Regions from separate parts of the Homo sapiens genome. Here region 1 is linked to region 2. A link is an interaction called in ENCODE POLR2A ChIA-PET data of the cell type or tissue named here. Cell type or tissue: Caco-2. All regions are shown on one strand. Region 1 overlaps UNC93B1 (unc-93B1 regulator of TLR signaling). Region 2 overlaps CHKA (choline kinase alpha).

Region 1 (5,000 bases), 57 kb after region 2:
GGAGACCTGGCCAAGCCTCCACTTTATTGCCAACTTTGGCTGGGGGACCACAGGAAGCCCCTTCCGCCCTCTGGGCCTCAGTTTCCCCACACCGGGGCTGGTCTGCTCCTAGCTCTGGGTGCAGGACACACAGGAGTGGCACAGGTCGGGCTGGGGAGAGCCTTCTCTCCTTTGTGGTCCAGGATGGCGCAGAAGTACCATGAGTACTCCCACTACAAGGAGCAGGATGGGCAGGGGATGAAGCAGCGGCCTCCGCGGGGCTCCCACGCGCCCTATCTCCTGGTCTTCCAAGCCATCTTCTACAGCTTCTTCCATGTGAGTGCCACGTGGGCCATTGTTGGGTGGCAGGGGCAGACCCACGCATTGGAGCCCATCCACAGTCTCAACCCTCTAGTCCCACTTTCTTTCTTTTATTATTGTTATTTTTAAGAGGCCTGGTCTCACTATGTTGCCCAGATGGCTTTGAACTCCTGGGCTCCAGTGATCCTCCCACCTTGGCCTCCCAAGTAGCTGGGACTACATGCGCACACCACTGTATCTGCCCCACCTTCATTTCTTTTTCTTTCTTTCTTTTTTTTTTGGTGGGGGTTGGGGGCAGGGTCTTGCACTGTTGCCCAGGCTGGAGTGCAGTAGTGCAGTCACAGCTCACTGCAACCTTGAACTGCTGGGCTCAAGTGATCCTCCTACCTCAGCCTTCTGAGTAGCTGGCATCATATGCGTGTGCTACCACACCCAGCTAATTTTTTATTTTTTGTAGAGATAGGATCTTACTATGTTGCCCAGGCTGCCCATCTTCCTTTCTTGAGCCCACCCCAGCTTGCTCATCCATAGAGATAGAGATCTCATCTGCCCTTTTCCACAATGCTGGCCAGGAGGAGGTCTTCCTCATTGGGCGGCCCTGTAACCACACTACTCCCAGAACTGGGAAGGCCCCTGTTCCCCCAAGGCTGTGCCTGGACCCCTCCCCAGACCATGCCTGTGTCCCTTGCCTGGCTCTGTGCCTGAGTCTGGTCCCAACTGCCCTTGTTTCTGCAGCTGAGCTTCGCCTGCGCCCAGCTGCCCATGATTTATTTCCTGAACCACTACCTGTATGACCTGAACCACACGCTGTACAATGTGCAGAGCTGCGGTTAGTCCTTGTTGGGGGTTGGGGAGGAGTCCACAAAGCCTGCTTACTTCCCCAGCAGACACTGGGCCCTCACTCACAGGATTCAGGGCTGGCAGCCCAGTGCCCCACGGCTCTGGTGGGCAAGACACAGGGCCCTGTAGGAGTAAGTAGTTAGGACATCTGACCCAGCCAGGAGAGTGGGTGGGCGGGGAAGACTGCCTGGAGAAGGCACCATCTGGGCTGAGGCTGCCAGTGGGATCTTTCTTGGGGCCAGGCAAACAGTCAGAGCTCAATCAGTGCAGGGGGTGTGCATGGAAATGTGAGGTCCACTGAGCCTTGGGGAAATAGGGTGGGAAGCAGGGGAAAGATGCCCCTTTCCCGGGGAACACCCAGCCCCAGTGGTCCAAACCCAGCCCCAGTGGTCCAAACCTCCAAACTGCTCTCTGAAGGAACTCTGCCCTTGCTCTCACTCTCCCGCCCTCCACCGCTCCTCCGCGGCCTGCGTGGCTCCACCCTGGTGGCTGGATTGACTGTGTGCCCTACTCTCTGCTCACGGTGCCCTCACCCCCACCCTTCCCAGGCACCAACAGCCACGGGATCCTCAGCGGCTTCAACAAGACGGTTCTGCGGACGCTCCCGCGGAGCGGAAACCTCATTGTGGTGGAGAGCGTGCTCATGGCAGTGGCCTTCCTGGCCATGCTGCTGGTGCGGCCCGGGATGGGGGCAGGACAGTCAGTGAAGCAGAGTGTGGTTCTGGGGACCGAGTCTGCGAGAAAGGGTCTGGATCGGATGGCATGGCCTGGGTCGGGTTGTGGCCTCGGGGCAGGCCGTAGGCCTGGGAGCGCGATCTGAGTTGGGGAGCTAGGGCCGAGTGCTGCAGAGCGGGCATGAGGCTCGGAGGCGGGGCTGAGGCCTGTGGTCCGAGGCAGGCGTGGGCATCCAGAGGCCAGGGGAAGGAGGGAACAGGCTTGGTCCACAGTTTCGAGCTGGAGACAAGATCTTAGAAGACTGACTGAGACCTGTGAGGGGGTTGGGGACAGGACCAAGGGTGAGGGCTGGAAGGTGTGGCTCAAACTGGAAGTGATACTGGACGGCAGAACTAAGGCGTTGGCATGCTGCAGCCTGGCGATGGAGCTGGGAGGCAAGGCCCAGTCCGTGGCTGTGTCAGGCGGGGCCTAGTGCTGGGACGCGGGGCCGAAGTCTGTGGGTGTGTCCGAGGGGCGGGGACTAGCCTGGAAGGCGGGGCTGAGGTCTGGCGCGGGGCTGAGAAGGAAGGTTGAAGTCTATGGATTTGTCTGAATGTGAGTTGTGAAGTGTGTGTATGTGAGAGAGAGGGGATGGGGCCTTGGGCTGGGAGGCAAGACCACCGTCTTTCGGAGTGTGGTGGCGTGGCTTTGTGCTGAGAGGCGGGGCCTTGAGCTGGGATAAGGCAAGACCTGGGTCTGTGGGAGTGTCTCAGGGGCGGGGCCCTGGTTTGGGAGGCGGGGCCGAGCTGGGGCAAGGCCCAGGCACGTGGTGCATCTGAAGGGCGGGGCTGAAGCCTGGAGGCCAGGCCTGGGCCTGGCTGGCCGCCCCTTCAAGTAATGGGTTCGCAGGTGCTGGGTTTGTGCGGAGCCGCTTACCGGCCCACGGAGGAGATCGATCTGCGCAGCGTGGGCTGGGGCAACATCTTCCAGCTGCCCTTCAAGCACGTGCGTGACTACCGCCTGCGCCACCTCGTGCCTTTCTTTATCTACAGCGGCTTCGAGGTGCTCTTTGCCTGCACTGGTATCGCCTTGGTAAGTACAGCCTGCAAAGGATTGCCCGACAAAAGACAAGATAGCCAGGTAAATTTGAATTCAAGTAAACAAAGAATAATTTTTAATTACATATGTAAGTGTGTACATGTATATCCCAAATATCCCCCTCCTGCTTTCTCTTCCCTCTCTTACCCCCGTCCCCCCTTTACCTTGGGCAAGTTATTTTAACTTCTCTGAATCGAAATGGGATAGCACCCACAGAGTGTTTAGTTCCTTGTGGGGTACAGCCCACGGTGTCTAGGGACATTCCAAGCATTTTCACACCTGCCCTCAGAACCTTCCCCTGAGCCTTGGAGCGAGGTCAGGCAGTCCAGGGAGGGCAGGGTGTGGCCTAAGGAACACCTCTTGTGGGGAGTAAGAGCCAGCCCTTCTCCCCACCTGGCTCTTACTCCCCGTATCGCGGGGGGCCCCTCTCCCCACCCTGGCTCTTAGGACCCCCATCGCAGGGGGGTAAGGCACCCCCCCGCGATGCGGGGAGTAAGAGCCAACCCCTCTTTTCCCCCCGACTCTTAGGACCCCCATCGCAGGGGGGTGAGGCACCCCCCACGATGCGGGGAGTAAGAGCCAGACCCTCTTCCCCCCTGGCTCTTAGGACCCCCATCGCAGGGGGGTGAGGCACCCCCGCGATGCGGGGAGGGCTGAGACTGTGGTCTGGGCTGTTCCAGACTTCAACACTCACCCCTTGTCCCCCCGCAGGGCTATGGCGTGTGCTCGGTGGGGCTGGAGCGGCTGGCTTACCTCCTCGTGGCTTACAGCCTGGGCGCCTCAGCCGCCTCACTCCTGGGCCTGCTGGGCCTGTGGCTGCCACGCCCGGTGCCCCTGGTGGCCGGAGCAGGGGTGCACCTGCTGCTCACCTTCATCCTCTTTTTCTGGGCCCCTGTGCCTCGGGTCCTGCAACACAGCTGGATCCTCTATGTGGCAGCTGCCCTTTGGGGTGTGGGCAGTGCCCTGAACAAGACTGGACTCAGCAGTGAGTATAGCTGTGGGCACTGGGGGGGGGGGGGCGGGGCAGGGGGCTTTATGGCTATCTGTGGGTGGTTGGCGAGACATAGACATCCCAGGGACAGATATGGGGTCCCATGGTCACATAGGGTCCTGTGGACATGGCAGAGGCAGGTGGGGCTTCCTGTGGACACTCCGGGGGTGGAAGGGAAGTCTTATGGACACACTGGGGACAGATGGGTAGGGTGTGGACACCCTGGAGACAGGTATGGGGGTTCCATGCCATGGACATTCTGTTAATACCCCAGAGCGGGCACAGGGCCCCATCAACACTGGAGGGTCAGTGTGAAGTCTCGTGGCTACATGGGGCAGGTGTGGGGCTCTGTGGACACCCCTTAGGGACAGTGTGAAAAACACATCAGGGATTCTCCCTTTTCATACCAGGGGACAGGGCTTACCCTGGCATAGTTTTCATGACACTTGGAGCAGATGTTTTGGTCTCTGCTTCACGGAGCATGTGGTAGGAGCAAGTGGCCTGTTGTACACCCATGGCATAGATACAGACATGGGCCTTTGTATAGAGAGGAGCAGGCCTGCAGCCCCAACCCAGTCTGCTCAGTACCAGAGTCCAGGCCCCAGGTCTGGGCTGCTGGGGAACAGGGCCCTGTTTGCAGAAGGCAGCGGGTGGGCCCATGTTCAGCTCCAGGATGCTCCCTGACCACAGATGGGCACACGCAGTGAAACACAGCTAGCACACATGGGCAGTCCTGCCGGGCATCCATGTCAGTGTCTGTTCTGATGGGCCGAAGCTGTGAACAGTTTTGAACGTCATCCTTGGGGGTGTGGAGTAGCCGAGGTCATGCCTGCTGCTGGCAGGGCGGAGGCTGGCTCTGTGTCTCTGTCTGTAGCAGGGGCTGGAGCCTCATACTGCACCACAGTCTCTTGGCCGTTTTGCCCAAGGATAGCCAATTCTGGGCAGAGTCCAGCCTGGGTATCTTGAACCCATGTTGTGCCCTGTCTGGTCCTGGCATCCCCTCTGCCCAGCTCCATATCCCATCTCCTCCGGTGAACCCCGGGGGGTCCTTGTCTCTTCATAGCAGCACTGTGGGGGTAAAGTCACCCTGCAGGGCCCCAAAACAGGAGTGTTCATA
Region 2 (5,000 bases):
TCTTGTTGCGCAGGCTGGAGTTCAATGGTGCGATCTCGGCTCACCACAACCTCTGCCTTCTGGGTTCAAACGACTCTCCTGCCTCAGCCTCCCAAGTAGCTGGGATTACAGGAGCCCACCACCATGCCTGGCTAATTTTTTTTTTTTTTTAAGTAGAGACGGGGTTTCTTTGTGTTGGTCAGGCTGGTCTCGAACTCCTGACCTCAGGTGATCCACCCGCCTTGGCCTCCCAAAGTGCTAGGATTACAGGCATGAGCCACCGCGCCCGGCCTCAGCCTGCTTTATAAATGGATGGAAGATTTGGACACTTAAGAGAAACACATGGCCAGTAAGAATCTTTTCATGTGTTTTGTATAATTAGTCATTAAAGAAATGTGAATCAAAGCCTCATTGCGATACCCTACACACCCACAGTGATGGCTAAAACTTGAAAGAACTGACGGTCCCAAATGGCGAGCACATGGAGCAATGGGAATGCGCATGCGCTGCTGCTGGGAATGCAGTCGCGACAGCCAGTGTGAAGATGGGTTAGACCACCCAGCAGCCCTCCTGGGGAATTTTTCCAGAACAAATGAAAACAAATTCCACACCAAGACTTGCACTCAAACACTCATAGCAGCTTCATTTGTTTGTCTGTTTTTGAGACAGAGTCTCACTCTGTTGCCCAGGCAGGAGGAGTACAGTGGCCCGATCTTGGCTCACTGCAACCTCCGCCTCCCGGGTTCAAGCAATTCTCCTGCCTCAGCCTCTTGAGTAGCTGGGATTACAGGCGCCCGCCACCGCACCCAGCTAATTTTTTATTTTTAGTAGAGGGGGTTTCGCCGTGTTGACCAGTCTGGTCTCAAACTCCTGACCTCAAGTGATCCGTCTGCCTTGGCCTTCCAAAGTGTTGGGATTACAGGTGTGAGCCACCTCGCCCGGTCTGCACCTTCATTTATAATCGTCCCAAACTGGAAGCAGCCTAAATGCCAGTCAGCAGGTGTGTGGATACGACAGTGCCAGATCCGTGTACTGAGAACACTCGGCAGTGCAAAAGGAAGGTGGCACCAGTGCATGACAGCACAGGCCACTCAGAGACAGCACGCTGAGTGAGAAGCCAGACACGAGGCTGCATATTGTATAGTGGCATTTATGTGCTACTCTAGGAAAGAAAAGTCCAGTCCATAGTGACAGATATTGAGTCGGTGGCTGCCTGTGGCCAACTGCAAGAGGCCCATGGGAGCTTGTAGGGATGCTGGAAACACAGGTCTCCTGACTGCGGTGGTGGAGAACTGGCTGGATGCATCTGTGAAGGCCCTCAACTGGACACTTAAAATGGGCTCATGCTTGTAGAGTAGAAATTACAGCTCAGTTAATTTTTCAAAAAAGTTAATTGTAATCTTCCTGGCTTCTAGAATTGCAGACTTTTAGATTAGGAGTGGGTCTTTGAGATTGTGTTGTCCTCACACAACACAATCCCAGAAAAATAGTGGCAGAAACAGAACACCAAGCCGGGTTTTCTCCCTTGCCTCTCAGTGTCCTTCTTAAAAGTCATGCTGCAGGAGATCCCGGGAAATAGGCGATGGGCATCCTCTTCTCCCCTTCTGTTCTAGACTCGCCTGTGTCCCAGGGGTCTTTTGCTCTAAAAGGTGTGTTATGTCGGTCAGTCAGTGCCCACAGCACCCAGGGTTAGCAAGGTGATGAATGGTAGCAGTGCTAAGCATGTGGATGAGACGTTCATCCTGAGAGGCAGGGCTGGGCTGGCCCATGCCTATAAACCAGGCCTCCTGAGAATGAAGGTGTGTGGGGTGGGCTGGGAGCTTGAGGAGCCTGCACCTGTAGAGCAGCGAGGCCCCCGAGCAGCCCTGCTGCACAGGCCAGTCCTGTGCTTTTGGTCTCATGGGTCCGTGCCCTCAGCTCTTGCCTGGGGTGGGGATTGGGGGACACATGGGCAGGGTTCAGGCCAGCAGGATTCCTTGCTGAGGCCTTCTCTTTGCTGTCTCCTAGGACTACGCCCAAGCAAGGTTTGATGCCTATTTCCACCAGAAGAGGAAGCTTGGGGTGTGACTGTGGGGAGGACTCCATCCACCTCATCACTGGACTGCATGGGGAGGCAGCAGAGCGGGGTCCCCTCTGTGCTTCGACTACTGCTCCTGTGGCAGGAGGCTTTGGGTGGCTCACTACTGAACACATGTGTATGATACTAAAGACGGTATTAAAATGGAGCGACGTTTATTTCATCTCTTGTTTACGATTTCACTAGGACTCAGAAACGAGATCGGGAAGCAGAAATATAGTGCAATAGTGCAACATCTCTGAATCCTTTTAATCTAGAGAAGGCATTTCATATTTGGGGGCTAAGGTTTCCAGTCAGATGAGGCAAACAGCAAGAGTAAGCAGTGTTACTTGCAGGTACTTTGGTTAATGTTGATTTAAATTTTCATGAATGTGCTGGTGAACACTGTGACCAGGCTTTTGTAGATGGCGATGTGTTATAGACGGTGCTCACTCCCAAGGGACAGCAAGTGAGCAGAGATGTACTGCAAAGTCGCCAGTCACTGCTGCAAGGTGGCCTCTGCCTGGGGCCTCCAGAAGCTGCTCCTTTACCCTCTTGGTCCCATGGCTGAAGCTGGAGCAGCGGATTGCTCTGGAGCAGCCAAGGCCGCCAGCGTGTGGAGCAGAGCTCTCCCCTCCTGCTGGGCGTGTGTGACACTGATGAGTTTCACTGTACTGCATGTGACTTCTCCCCTGCCCTTCCTCCTGATGGAGTGTGCAGACAGCCATGCGTGGCCACGGGGGCAGTGTGAGGACCTCCCTGTCTCCCGGCTCCCCTCCCAGGGGAGCCAGCTGCTTGACCTAGCTCTTTGGGCCTCTCCTGCCCTCTGCTCTGCCTGGAGTGTCGGATCCTGTGAGTAGGCTGGGCCTCCCCTGGGCAGGGTTCTCCAAGGGCCCGGTTTCCCGGCCCTTACCTTTCCTGATGCCCCTGACATCATCATTCTTGTGGGAGACAGCAGCCTGTATGTGGTGTGGGGCGTGGATCGAGTGTAGCTGTGAAATCCATATATATGAAATGTCCTGCGGGATACAGTCTTAGCTGACTTTTTTTTACTCTGAACTCTTATTTGAATTGTTTTTTGTGCATATATTTCTGCTACCACAGAGATTGTACTATACAAATAAAAAAATAAAAACCCAACCTCAAGCTGTCACCCTTGGATGTGTCCTGAATCTCAGGCAGGGCTCCTGGTACCTGAAGGAGCCCACGGAGGGCTCCATCTGCACCCACTCAGCCCCTTAGCTTAGCAGTGCTCCGCTGCTCTCAGCTGGCATCCCAGCAGCATGTGGCCCCATCATCAGCCCTCCTCCACCTCCTCCTCTTCTTCCCCAGCACACTCTGGTTTCCCTGCTTCTAGCCCAGAAGCGAAGAGCCCTGGAGGACGTTGGAGACTGGGAGCAGTGCTGGTGCCTGGGGATGCTGAGCGGCTGGGCAGGAGGGAGGCTTTTGCTGTTCAGCCTTCTAGAGAGTTACAGTTTTAAGCAGGTGAAGCCAAACTGAATGAAGCAGTAAAGGTGTTGCGCTCCTGCACAGGAGCTCCAGTGGCTTCTCACTCACCGTCTTCCTGTGCCCAGGCCACTGCTGGCCTCACTCAGCCCTCGCCTCTGCCTGGTCCACACGAGCTCGCTTGCAGTCTCCTCGCAGAGATACATGTGGAGCCGATCTTCCAATACTGGGCTCCTTCACTTTGCCCCACTGTCAGCTCAGTCACAGTCTCAGGCCTTCCTATTCTACCCAGGACACTGCCATTCCCTAAACCACCCTGGGCCCGGCCCTGGCCCATCGTTTCTCTCCATGCAGCTTAACTTTCCTGGAGCCCCTGGTGGTCTCTACATCAGGCCATAAGCTCACGTGGACAAGGATGGGCTCGGGCCTGTGCTGTTCAGTGCCCAGTCCTCCACGCAGGTGACCCACCCCATCCCTATGTCTCCCTATGTCCATGCCCCAGAGGTGCCCACCCCAGTGCCTTATGTGCCATTCTCTTGGCAAACTGGACTTCTCTAGCCACCACTGCCAGGCACCCCCATGTCAAAGCCAGGGCGGGGCTGACTGGTCATGTCCCTGGGATCCCACACTGCACCCCTCCTAAATCACACTGGGGCCACTCACCACGAGTGCTGCTCACCTATCCCCACCTCACTGCCCGCCCCAAGTCTCTGCCCAGCTCTCTCCCCAGGAGGGAGTAAGGCGTTGGGTTCTGGATTTGGTCCAGATCCACCTGCAGCTCTCCGGAGTCCTTCATTTAGCCTTCTCTGCTCCTACCCCAGCACTGTGAGCACCGTTTCTCTAAGCTGAATCTGCTGGGCATGTGGAATTACCTTAGAGCCCCTGATACGACCCCTGGCATCCAGAGGTCCTGAGCAAAGCAGTCCAGGAGCCAATGGACAGGCTCCTCCCAGCAGCTGGCCTCAGCCACAGCTGTGGGAAGAACCACTTTGCAGCTTGTTGGCTTCTGGGAAGCACTTCCTCTGCCTCCCAGTGGGGGTGGGACCCAGGCCAGAGGGAACTGCAGAAAGCCACCCCCATTCTGCCAGCAACGCAGGAAGGACCACCTGGGAGGGATCAGGAAGACTGTAGTCTCAGGTGAGGGGAGGCTGGGCCTGGAGTCAGGCTCAGCCCCTGTTCTGAACCCCGGGGTCCTGGGTAATGTCTGCTGCTGGGGACAGCCTCTACCCTTCCTGGCAGGTGTGTGGCCTTGGGCGTGTGACACCATGGCCCTGCATGGAGCACTGGCCGGGGCTCAGGTGCCCCACACTGCTCTGTACTTCCAGACCCCTGAGGCCCGGCACCAGGGCATGGATATTGGCACCACTCCCAACAGAGAGTAACCCAGACACCCGCTCACAGCCAGGTGCACACCTCCAAGGATGGGGAGCTCACTCCCCTGACCCGGCCTGGGAAGACATTTGCTCACTCCAAGTTAGAATGTGCTGGAAACATCTCTCCTTGGCCCTTTTCTGCCCCT

The links. ChIA-PET counts read pairs that join two places held together with the same protein. Peaks named below come from ENCODE experiments on the same cell type or tissue, not always from the same donor. Only the 100,000 strongest peaks of a DNase experiment are listed, where the experiment ranks them.
Region 1: POLR2A ChIA-PET joins it to region 2 with 6 read pairs; 6 of 35 experiments call an interaction of 5 or more read pairs at or near these places.

Annotation. Positions count from the first base shown.
Region 1 is chr11:67,994,488-67,999,487 of GRCh38, reverse strand. UNC93B1 (unc-93B1 regulator of TLR signaling) reads left to right here. Exons shown (of 11, transcript NM_030930.4): 5 at 183-315; 6 at 1,036-1,129; 7 at 1,689-1,813; 8 at 2,704-2,886; 9 at 3,604-3,877. Among named protein-coding and RNA genes, the nearest start is that of UNC93B1, 7.1 kb to the left of the region's middle. RefSeq lists enhancers at 1,194-1,868, 2,236-2,530, 1,869-2,543 and a silencer at 2,236-2,530. In Caco-2, no CTCF peak of the experiment used is centred here; DNase peaks (open chromatin) are centred at 1,779 and 2,577.
Region 2 is chr11:68,051,034-68,056,033 of GRCh38, reverse strand. CHKA (choline kinase alpha) reads left to right here. Exons shown (of 12, transcript NM_001277.3): 12 at 1,987-3,175. The coding sequence ends at 2,046. It also overlaps a transcript of TCIRG1 not described here. Among named protein-coding and RNA genes, the nearest start is that of MIR6753, 8.7 kb to the right of the region's middle. In Caco-2, no CTCF peak of the experiment used is centred here; DNase peaks (open chromatin) are centred at 2,693, 3,710, 4,483, 4,753 and 1 weaker place.